Regions from separate parts of the Homo sapiens genome. Here region 2 is linked to region 1. A link is a loop called in an ENCODE intact Hi-C map of the cell type or tissue named here. Cell type or tissue: heart left ventricle. All regions are shown on one strand. Each heading gives the region's core, and the rest is flanking DNA. Links, peaks and the distances in the headings are about the cores only. Region 1 holds the start of CDKN2B-AS1 (CDKN2B and CDKN2A antisense cis and trans regulatory RNA 1). Region 2 overlaps CDKN2B-AS1 (CDKN2B and CDKN2A antisense cis and trans regulatory RNA 1).

Region 1 (5,378 bases), core at 379-5,378:
ACTATATATACTATATAGTATATATGTGTATATATATTTCCATACATTATTTGTGTGTGTCTTTACATACTTAAAATAGTGGAATAGCTGAGTCAAAGGGTACCTATATTCTCATACAGTTTTGACTAGATATTGTAATGCTGCCTTTCAAAACAATTACACCAAGTTGTAATAGTAAGAGTGATTGTTTCCTGACAACTTTGTCAAAGTAGTCTTTTTTCTTTTTGCCACACTTGTGGTTATATGCCATTGTTTCTGTTTACATTTATTAATGAGTAAGATTATCTTTTTATTTTTTACTATTTGCACATATTCTACTATAAACTATTATATCCTTTGCCTTTTTTATTGGATTGTTGTTTTACTGGATTATGTATTTATTTATATAGTCTAGTAATTAATCTTTTGACATATATGATCAAATAATTGTTTTTTATTCTTGCTTATGTTATCTTTTTTCTTATGACTTTGGGGTTTTGAGTTTGAGCATGTGCAATGTTAGGAAAGTTTCTCATGAAATTTGGATAATCAAGAGTTACCTAAGGGATAAAGCTAGTGTCATAGGACATTAAGTTTGGGGAGGAGGAGAACAAGACAAGGGATATTCAGTAAGATTTTTCTCCCCTATCCCTGCCTATGGAATGAATTTGCTGATCTAAAACAGAAAATTATTTACCCCTGTTAAAAAAAACTCAATTAACTCAGGTTTTTAGGCCAGTGGAAGAGAACCCCAAAAACTTCCAATATTCAGTGATTCTGTCTGCATAAGTGACCCACAGATAACTCACTCCCTATTGACCCTGGCCTTTGGGACAACAGAAAAGGCACAAGGCTTGTAACCCAAAGGCCTGCCTGATGATTCCAGCCCTGGCTCTTGCTGGCCATGAAGTGTTCAAGATTTGAGCCTTTCTAGGCCTCATTCTTTCCACCTGTAAAACAGGAGTAATAATCCCAATTTTGAAAGGCCACTGTGAGGATAAAATAAGTAATATAAGTGAAATTACATGCTCAGTTCTTCATTATTAATTTTTTGAAGAGCACATAGCCAATAGTCACTCCGCATTCCAAAAGTATTTGGAATACCACATACCCATTGTTATGCTAGAAAGAGTCATCTTCACCATTGTATTTTGCTGAGACTAATATTAAACTTAGAATTCCCCTGCATACTGCAACTGAAAGAGAACAGGTATTGGGCAGCGGCAGTGGGGGAAACCAAGATGGAATTTAGATGTTCAAACTTTAATATTTACATTTTTTGAACAGAGAGCTTACTATATAATTATCCTTTTATTCAGATGGCATTCCTCTGAAATAAGCAATTACCCTTATCCCTAGGTCTAGTTCCTGTGGAGAGAAAATGATTATACTTTGAGCTATATGGCTCCAATAAACAAAGATAGATCCCTCAATTTAAATTTGATCCTCAGAAAACTGAGGGTCAGAGAACCCCTCAGGCATGACGGGATAATGTGACAGTTAATTTGGTATGTCAACTTGGCTAGGCTGTGGTACCCAGTGTTTGAGTCAAACACCAGTCTAAATATTGCTGTGGAGGTATTTTTTAGATATGATTAACATTTAAGTCAGTAGACTTGAAAAAGCAGATTATCCTCAATAATATGGGTGGTCCTCATCCAAGCAGTTGAAGAGCTTAAGAGAAATGACTGAGGTCCCTCAAGGAAGAAGAAATTCTGCTTCCAGATTGCCTTTGGATTCAAGTCTTGCAACAACAACTCTTCCCTGGGTCTCCAATTTGTCAACCCCCACCATTTTCTGAGACAATTCCTTAAAATAAGTATTTTCTCTCTTTCTCTTTCTCTCTCTCTCTCTCTCTCTCTCCCTCCCTCTCTTTCTCTCCCCCACATATGTGTGTGTAGACATATAATGTACGTATATATAAAATTGTATACACACACAGAGTCATGTGCTGGATAACGATGCTTCAGTCAACCACAGTCACATATTGGTGGTGTCCCATAAGATTATAATGGATGTGAAAAATTCCTATCCCCTAGTGATGTCATAGCTGTCCTAAAGTTGTAGCACAACATACTACCTTTTCTATGTTTAGATGTGTTTAGATATAAAACTACATTTTGTTACAATTATCTACAGTATTCAGTATAGTAACATGTTGTAAAGGTTTGCAGCCTAGGAGCAATAGCCCATACCATACAGCCTAGATGTATAATAGACTATACCACCTAGGTTTGTATATGATGTTTGCACAACAATGAAATCGCCTAAAGATACATGTCTGAGAATGTATCCCTGTTGTTAAGCAACCCCATGACGGTGTGTATATACATATACATATGTGTGGTACTGGCACGCACACACACACAATGGGTTCTGTTTCCCTGGAGAACTGACTGATATAGATAGCGACTTCAAAAGATGTTTAATACGTGCCTTTTCTCCTTTCCCCACCATGCTTTATTGCAACAACTAGTTACATTGTCTAGGCCCAAGAAACCCTCACCGCTCCCACTCCATTCCTCCAGTATCTTTAAATGACACTATGCTGGCATCCGACATCGTTTTTCTTCCAGGATGAACTAACCCTTTCTAAAGCGCCCTTCCTCTGTGGGACAGAAAACCTAATGCCCCCCTACAGAGGCGGAGGCCGGCTGAAGGTGGTGGTAGGAGGGGAATGCTGGGGGCGTGGCATAGGTGCAGAGGAAGACCCATAAAAGGATCTGGTTCCCATAGAGCTGACATTCTACACAACAAACAAGTAAACAAGTACATAAGTAAAATAATCTCTTCGTCCTAAGTGCTATAAAGAAAAAAATCACGGTGGTATGAGGGTGCCTGAAAAGGGAAGCATTTCTGAGGAAGGGCTACTTACTTCAGAAGAGACCTGAAGGAAAAAGAGCTATATTTGCGAAGAGGGAGAAAGAGCAGCCATACTAGACAGAAAGGTGGCATGTGGCCCCAGCACAAAGCACGGTGTTGGGTAAATTCTGAGTGAAATCTACCTACCGGGGAGGTGCATTTGTAAATATCTAGATAGATATTTAGAGTGGCTACGTAAGAGTGATCGCTAAATCTCACTTTTTCCAAAGGGCCCCGTTTTGTCTTGGGTTTGTACCGAGGTCCGGCAGCAACGTCAAGTGATGGGGCGGGGGATGGGGAAAGAGAAGTCTGCCGCTCCTCTAGGCTACCGCACCGCCTTAAGTGGGTGGCTCGGCCAGTGCAGGCCTCACTTTCCTCCCCTGTAAGGTCTGGGGGGCTTGACGTCTGATCTGTAAGGCCCTGTCGGCTCACGCTGTGGTTCCACTTCTTCAACTAGGCCACTAGGCCCAAGCGCATGAACAGGAAGCCACTGAGAAGCGGGCCACATTTCCAGGTTCCCGGAGCTGGGCCTAGTCCCGAATCCTCTGGCACACACCCACCCACTCAGGCCGCGGGTCCAGCCCGCGAGGTTTAGGACGGATCCAGGCAGACCGCAGGCTCCGGGTCGGGGCACCGGGTCAGCGCGCCGGCCTGAAGGCGGCGTCCTGGGCTCGACTTCCCGCGCGCGGAGAGCCGGCGAGCCCGCGTCCGAGTTCCTGGACGAGAGCCGAGCCTCGCTTAGACCGCGCTCAGGACCCGGCTCCTCCGCATTCTCCGGCTGCCCCTGTGTCCTCGACTCACCCCTCCTTTCTGCCGCTCCTTCCTTTCCTTGCCCTGCTTTTACTGTTCCCAAACAGGACCGCTTTTCCTGTCTCCCAGCTGGAAAGGAGGAAGGGAGAGAGTCCAGAAAGGATCGGTGATGTGGAAGAAAAGGGGAGGAGGGGACATGGAGGGGGAGACCGGAGAGAGAACGTACGCCGAGGAGTCAGGCGGCGGGATCAAGGGGAGTCGGGGTGTCTGGGCGCGGGGCAGAGCGTGGAGGCGGCAGCGGCCAACGGTCGCCAAGACAACCATTCTACGCGAGGACGCGGCGACAGGAGGGGAGCGGCCAGCAGGGGAGGGGAGCGCGGGGGAAGAGGAAAGAGGAAGAAGCGCTCAGATGCTCCGCGGCTGTCGTGAAGGTTAAAACCGAAAATAAAAATGGGCTAGACACAAAGGACTCGGTGCTTGTCCCAGCCAGGCGCCCTCGGCGACGCGGGCAGCTGGGAGGGGAATGGGCGCCCGGACCCAGCTGGGACCCCCGGGTGCGACTCCACCTACCTAGTCCGGCGCCAGGCCGGGTCGACAGCTCCGGCAGCGCCAGCGCCGCGCCGTGTCCAGATGTCGCGTCAGAGGCGTGCAGCGGTTTAGTTTAATTTCGCTTGTTTTCCAAATCTAGAAGAGGAGCGGAGCGGCTTTTAGTTCAAAACTGACATTCAGCCTCCTGATTGGCGGATAGAGCAATGAGATGACCTCGCTTTCCTTTCTTCCTTTTTCATTTTTAAATAATCTAGTTTGAAGAATGGAAGACTTTCGACGAGGGGAGCCAGGAATAAAATAAGGGGAATAGGGGAGCGGGGACGCGAGCAGCACCAGAATCCGCGGGAGCGCGGCTGTTCCTGGTAGGGCCGTGTCAGGTGACGGATGTAGCTAGGGGGCGAGCTGCCTGGAGTTGCGTTCCAGGCGTCCGGCCCCTGGGCCGTCACCGCGGGGCGCCCGCGCTGAGGGTGGGAAGATGGTGGTGGGGGTGGGGGCGCACACAGGGCGGGAAAGTGGCGGTAGGCGGGAGGGAGAGGAACGCGGGCCCTGAGCCGCCCGCGCGCGCGCCTCCCTACGGGCGCCTCCGGCAGCCCTTCCCGCGTGCGCAGGGCTCAGAGCCGTTCCGAGATCTTGGAGGTCCGGGTGGGAGTGGGGGTGGGGTGGGGGTGGGGGTGAAGGTGGGGGGCGGGCGCGCTCAGGGAAGGCGGGTGCGCGCCTGCGGGGCGGAGATGGGCAGGGGGCGGTGCGTGGGTCCCAGTCTGCAGTTAAGGGGGCAGGAGTGGCGCTGCTCACCTCTGGTGCCAAAGGGCGGCGCAGCGGCTGCCGAGCTCGGCCCTGGAGGCGGCGAGAACATGGTGCGCAGGTTCTTGGTGACCCTCCGGATTCGGCGCGCGTGCGGCCCGCCGCGAGTGAGGGTTTTCGTGGTTCACATCCCGCGGCTCACGGGGGAGTGGGCAGCGCCAGGGGCGCCCGCCGCTGTGGCCCTCGTGCTGATGCTACTGAGGAGCCAGCGTCTAGGGCAGCAGCCGCTTCCTAGAAGACCAGGTAGGAAAGGCCCTCGAAAAGTCCGGGGCGCATTCGGCACTTGTTTTGTTTGGTGTGATTTCGTAAACAGATAATTCGTCTCTAGCCCAGGCTAGGAGGAGGAGGAGATAACCGCCGGTGGAGGCTTCCCCATTCGGGTTACAACGACTTAGACATGTGGTTCTCGCAGTACCATTGAACCTGGACCTCCCTTC
Region 2 (5,378 bases), core at 316-5,315, 59 kb before region 1:
GGCAATCTATTTTCAATACTGGTTTTCACTGGGTTTGTTTGTTTCATTTTTGAGATGGAGTTTCGCTCTTGCTGCCCAGGCTGAAGTGCAATGGCGCAATCTCGGCTCACTGTAGCCTCTGCCTCTCGGATTCAAGCAAATCTCCTGCCTCAGCCTCCCCAGTAGCTGGGATTACAGGTGCCCACCACCACACCTGGCTAATTTTTTTTCAAGCAAATCTCCTGCCTCAGCCTCCCCAGTAGCTGGGATTACAGGTGCCCACCACCACACCTGGCTAATTTTTTATATTTTTAGTAGAGACAGGGTTTCACCATGTTGGCAAGGCTGGTTGCAAACTCCTGACCTCAGGTGATCCACCCGCCTTGGCCTCTCAAACTGCTAGAAATATAGGCATGAGCCACCTTGCCCAGCCTATCACTGGGTTGCTTTTTTTTTTCTCAAGACAGGGTCTCACTCTATCGCCCAGGCTGGAGTGCAGTGGCACTACCTCAGCTCACTGCAACCTCCACCTCGCAGGCTCAAGCAATCCTCCACCTCTGCCTCCTGAGTAGCTGAGACTCCAGGTGCCCACCACCACACCTGGCTAATTTTTGTATTTTGTAGAGATGGGGTTTACACCATGTTGCCCAAGCTGGCCTCGAACTCCTGAGCTCAAGCAATCAGCCCACCTTGGCCTCCCAAAGTGCTGGGATTACAGGTGTGAGCCACCACACCTGGCCAATACTATATCACTTTCTACAACTATATCTTTATGTCTTCCTGAGTGTGGCCAGCAGAAATATCCTTTTGACTAGATGCTGCATCTACCTTTATTCTTTGGCTTAAAATATTTAATTAATTTTGATTAAAAATACGAGCTTTGGAAGATCACAATCATAATTGTTATGTTCACTATATAATAGATATACAGGAACATGTACTTGTGTATCTAATCCATAGCATCTGAGTCTGTAAGCCAAGAGAATGTGAAGGCCTTTTGGAAGATGGAACGAAATTATAACATACTGAAGAATACATAGCTCTGCTGAACAACTTATGAGTTAACTTTTGGAAAGAAATCAAGAGACAATCCCTGTAAAATTAATATTTTAAAAATAATATTTATTTTTATCAAAATAATTCACATACACTCAGAGGCAAATATTACTATCTTATAACAAAAACAGCAGTTACCTATTTGGGGTCGGGTAAAGGTAAACTCAGAATAATATGTTATTATATGGCAAGAGTAAGAAAAATGACTAAATCTAGATTAATCCCTAGTTTTGAGGACTAAGCTACTAGGTGAATGTCAGGTTCATTAATTAAGATGGGGAAGACTGGTAAGAGCAGGATTTCCAGGAGGGAGGGAAAGCAAAGAATCAAGAATTCTAAATTGGACATAGAGATTTAGACATCAAAAGTGAAGATGTTGAGTAGACAGTTTTATATACAATCCGGAGTTGAGGAGATGGGTCATGGGTAAAATTACTGGTTTAGAGGTCACTTGGATGTAGATGATATTTAAAGATATTTAAATGATAGCAACTTAAGAGAAGAGAGGTTAAGAAAACTGAAGCTGACATCACTTAACATGTAGCATTCAGGCCAAGGAAGAGAAGCCAGAAAAGAAGACCGAGAAACTGTGGCCAAGAAGATTGGCAGAAAGCCAGGAGAGGTGGTGACTCTGGAGTAAGCAGGGGTTCAAAAAGGAGAAAACAGTCACCTGTGTCCATGCGGCTCACTGTTCACTATATAAACTTAGCCGTCCTTTATTTTCCTGCCTCTAATCTATGTGGCAATTTTCACAGTTCCCCTCCAATTTCTCACCACTGTGCTTTTGCTCCTATTATTCTTTTGCATTGGAATACCTCCTCACCTGTCAAAATTCTCTCTATCCGCCGGGTGTGGTGTCTCACACCTGTAATCCCAGCACTTTGGGAGGCCGAGGCGGGCGAATCACGAGGTCGAGAGTTCAAGACCAGTCTGGCCAACATGGTGAAACCCCGTCTCTACTGGAAAAAAAAAAAAATATATATATATATATATATATACACACACACATATATAAATTAGCTGGATGTGGTGGCAGGAGCCTCTAATCCGAGCTACTCAGGAGGCTGAGGCAGGAGAGTCACTTGAACCCGGGAGGTGAGATTGCACCACTGCACTCCAGCCCAGACGACACTGCAAGACTCCGTCTCAAAAAAAAAAAAAGAAAAAAAAATCTATGTAACCTTCAAGACCCATCAAGAATGCTATCAACTTTGTAACGTATTTCCTAGCTCCACTAATAAAATATGCTTTCTTCCTCCATACTATCTGATAGCCCGTTGCATGCCAAATTTTATTCTGATTTGTACTATAATTGTTTGTATTCTTTATTCATCCTCCCTATATGCCAATATAGGCCCCCCAAACCTCTCATAATGTAGCCGAGTGTCTGGTATGCAGTAGGTCCTCAATAAAAATTTTCACTAAATCAAATCCAAAAATATAAAACCCAAGCCAGGAAAAGTATCTTCAAAGGACAGCCTCTTTTGTCCCTTTAGATTTCTGTCTGCCAGCACGTGGATCATCTGCACCCAAGCCCAAGAATTATTTACTCATATTCCTGGCCCTCTATAAAAAATAGTGAAAAAGATCAATCACAGAAAACCAAGGTTTTTTTAAAGTTATATTTTTTAAAAAGACTGTGGCAAAAAAACAAAAAACAACCAACCTACCTACAGAAGAATGCTGGCAAAACTACTTATCCTGCCTTGGCTGAGTATGTCCTGAGCTAATGGCTATTTTAAAAACCACTTAAACTAATTTTTCTCCCAGATCTTCATTAAGAAAATGGCAAGTTGCAAAAGCCCAAAGGATAAAACAACTTTTGTTATCCCTGAACCTAAAACTAAGCTACAAAGACTGTCCTAATCCAAGCCTTGGTTTAAAAGTCAAACAGCAGAATATTAAAAATTGCTAAGAGAGTAGATCATAAATGTTCTCACCACAAAAATATGGCATGCATATGAGATGACAGATATCTTAGTTTGATTTAACCATTTCACAATGTATACATATATCAAAACATTCCACTGTACACAATAAATATATAGAATTTTTATTTGTTAACTATACCTTAATAAAAATAAATTTTTAAAAAATAAAGTGGCAGAGGCATCTGATAAATAACAAATATGAATTTAATAATTTTAAAAATCAGGCAGGCTGGGCGTGGTGGCTCATGCCTGTAAATCCCAGCACTTTGGGAGGCCAAGGCAGGCAGATCACTTGAGGTCAGGAGTTCGAGACCAGCCTGGCCAACATGGTGAAACCCCATCTCTACTAAAAATACAAAAGTGAGCCAGGCATGGTGGCAGGTGCCTGTAATCCCAGCTCCTTGGGAGGCAGAGGCAGGAGAATTGCTTGAACCCGGGAGGCAGAAGTTACAGTGAGCTGAGACAGAGTGAGACTCTGTCTCAAGAAAAAAACACCAGCAACAACAAATAAAGTAAAATAAATAAAAATAAAAAGGCTTATAAAATAAAAAAATAAAATAAATAAAAATTTAAAAAAATAAATAAAAAATAAAAAAATAAAAATAAAAAAAGCTGAAAGAACACAGGTTTTCACATAGAAAGGATATGGATTTGATTTTCAATCCTATCATTTGATATTTTTGTAATCCTAAACAAATTTGTCGGCTTTTTTGAGCCTCAGTTTTCTCACTAGAAAAATAAAAATAAGAATAAATCTCTTAAATAATGACTGAAATACTATGAAAAGAAGTGCCTGACACAAGGTATGCTCATAATCAGTTATAATTATTAGTATTGTCACAAATCCTAAGAAATTGTTTGTGGCCTTTCAAGTATTGCCTGGTGATTATTTATAGTCTGATTTAATAATAGATACCACTAACTGAGCACCTCCTATGTGTCTTACGTGTTTTAGATTTGTAGACAAATGTAGTGACTAAGAGCATGCACTCTGGCGTCAAACTGCAGAGATTCACATTCCAGCTCCATCATATGGTAGCTGTGCGACCTTGAGAAAGTTACTTAACTTCACTTCTTATGTCTGGATTCTTCATCTGTAAAATAGAAATGATAATAGTACCTATCTCACAGGATTGTTGTGAGGATTAAATGAGATAGTGTGTATAAATTGTTTATCACCAGCTTATAGTATGTGCACAAGAAATGCTAGCTAAGGTTATTATTATAATTTCCGTTTTGCAGATTAGGACCCTAAGCCCTAAAGAGGGTCAGTAACTTATCCCAGGTCACACAGTTAGTTATGAGTTAACTTTTTTTTTTTTAATTTAAGGCTGCTTATTGCAAAGCCTGTGCTTTTTTGCTAAACCATCTCTTTTTCTGTTACGTATGTCCTAAGTAAAAATCCTTATTTTTTCCTTCGATGGCTGTAACAATTAGCTAGTGACGGTCTACAAGACATCAAGGAGGACCTAAGGAATAAAATACAGCAATCAGGTCTAAAACAAATATATGTTGCTATTTCTTCTTTGTATGCACCATAGTAGTATACTGTATTTCCATTAGAAGTTATGTTAATAAGAAAATTTTTGAATGTTCTTGCTCCAAACATCAGCATATACTTGCATTCTCTTACACTGGGAAGAAAGAAAGTGGTAGAAAGAAGTCATCTGGAAGGTAGCTCTGGCTACGAGTTGGAGGAAAAGGGAAGAGAGAGAAAAACAAGTTATCAGTGGTACACATAGTCAGGGCCAAAACTTTATAAACCAAACAGAATTTCCACAGACCTAATGATCACTGGGAATTATCTGCCAAGCTGCTAGGTGAAACATGCTGAAAAACAGCCTGGGCCTATGGCAAACATGTTTAGCTTTATGATTTTCTTCATCCCCTCTTCTGACTTGCACAATGTTGCCCCCAACTGTCTTCTAAAACTAATCACTCTTTCATGGTCAATGGAAACTTAGAAACCTAGATTCTCAAACGTTTGCTAAAAAAGCCCAGGTCTTTCTAGACATCTGTAGATAGATAAATAACCTAGTGATAAAGAATATACATTCTGTTCAGGTCCATCCTCCAGCTCCGTCCCATATTAATTGTGTGATAATCCAAACTGGTTGTTTTGTGCTAAGATTCCTACTTCCTGCACTTTCAGATTCACATACTCAGAGCTAGAAAACTTTTGAGAGTACAAGGTGATAACTACTGCAAATTCACAGAAGATTACATAAGTATAAATAGTCAACCTAACCTCCCTCTTCCTCTAACATTTTCTCACAAAACTAAAAAGTTTGGAAACTCCTTTTCTTAATGCTGGCGCCAGTTCAGCCACACTCTAGAAGGTATTGGTTTCATGAACTACAATGTGGAATCATCAAAATAAAGGGGCAGGATGAGAAAAAATGACAGCATGGG

Evidence for each region. Hi-C counts contacts between places; a loop is a spot of excess contacts. Peaks named below come from ENCODE experiments on the same cell type or tissue, not always from the same donor. Only the 100,000 strongest peaks of a DNase experiment are listed, where the experiment ranks them.
Region 2: a loop joins it to region 1, with 4 times the contacts of the local background. A loop is called at or near these places in 3 of 110 quality-filtered maps.

The regions. Positions count from the first base shown.
Region 1 is chr9:21,993,945-21,999,322 of GRCh38, reverse strand. CDKN2B-AS1 (CDKN2B and CDKN2A antisense cis and trans regulatory RNA 1) reads right to left here and starts at 4,532. Exons shown (of 19, transcript NR_003529.4): 1 at 4,162-4,532. LOC124902130 (a long non-coding RNA gene) reads left to right here and starts at 5,295. Exons shown (of 2, transcript XR_007061436.1): 1 at 5,295-5,378. It also overlaps a transcript of CDKN2A not described here. RefSeq lists silencers at 4,079-4,278, 4,599-4,858. In heart left ventricle, for the core only: CTCF peaks have their summits at 3,490 and 4,518; DNase peaks (open chromatin) are centred at 3,392, 3,942, 4,572 and 5,062; H3K4me3 peaks cover 2,277 bases; H3K27ac peaks cover 1,411 bases; H3K27me3 peaks cover 354 bases.
Region 2 is chr9:22,052,868-22,058,245 of GRCh38, reverse strand. It overlaps CDKN2B-AS1 (CDKN2B and CDKN2A antisense cis and trans regulatory RNA 1), which reads right to left. Exons shown (of 19, transcript NR_003529.4): 7 at 1,859-1,994. Among named protein-coding and RNA genes, the nearest start is that of CDKN2B, 46 kb to the right of the region's middle. In heart left ventricle, for the core only: no CTCF peak of the experiment used is centred there; no DNase peak of the experiment used is centred there.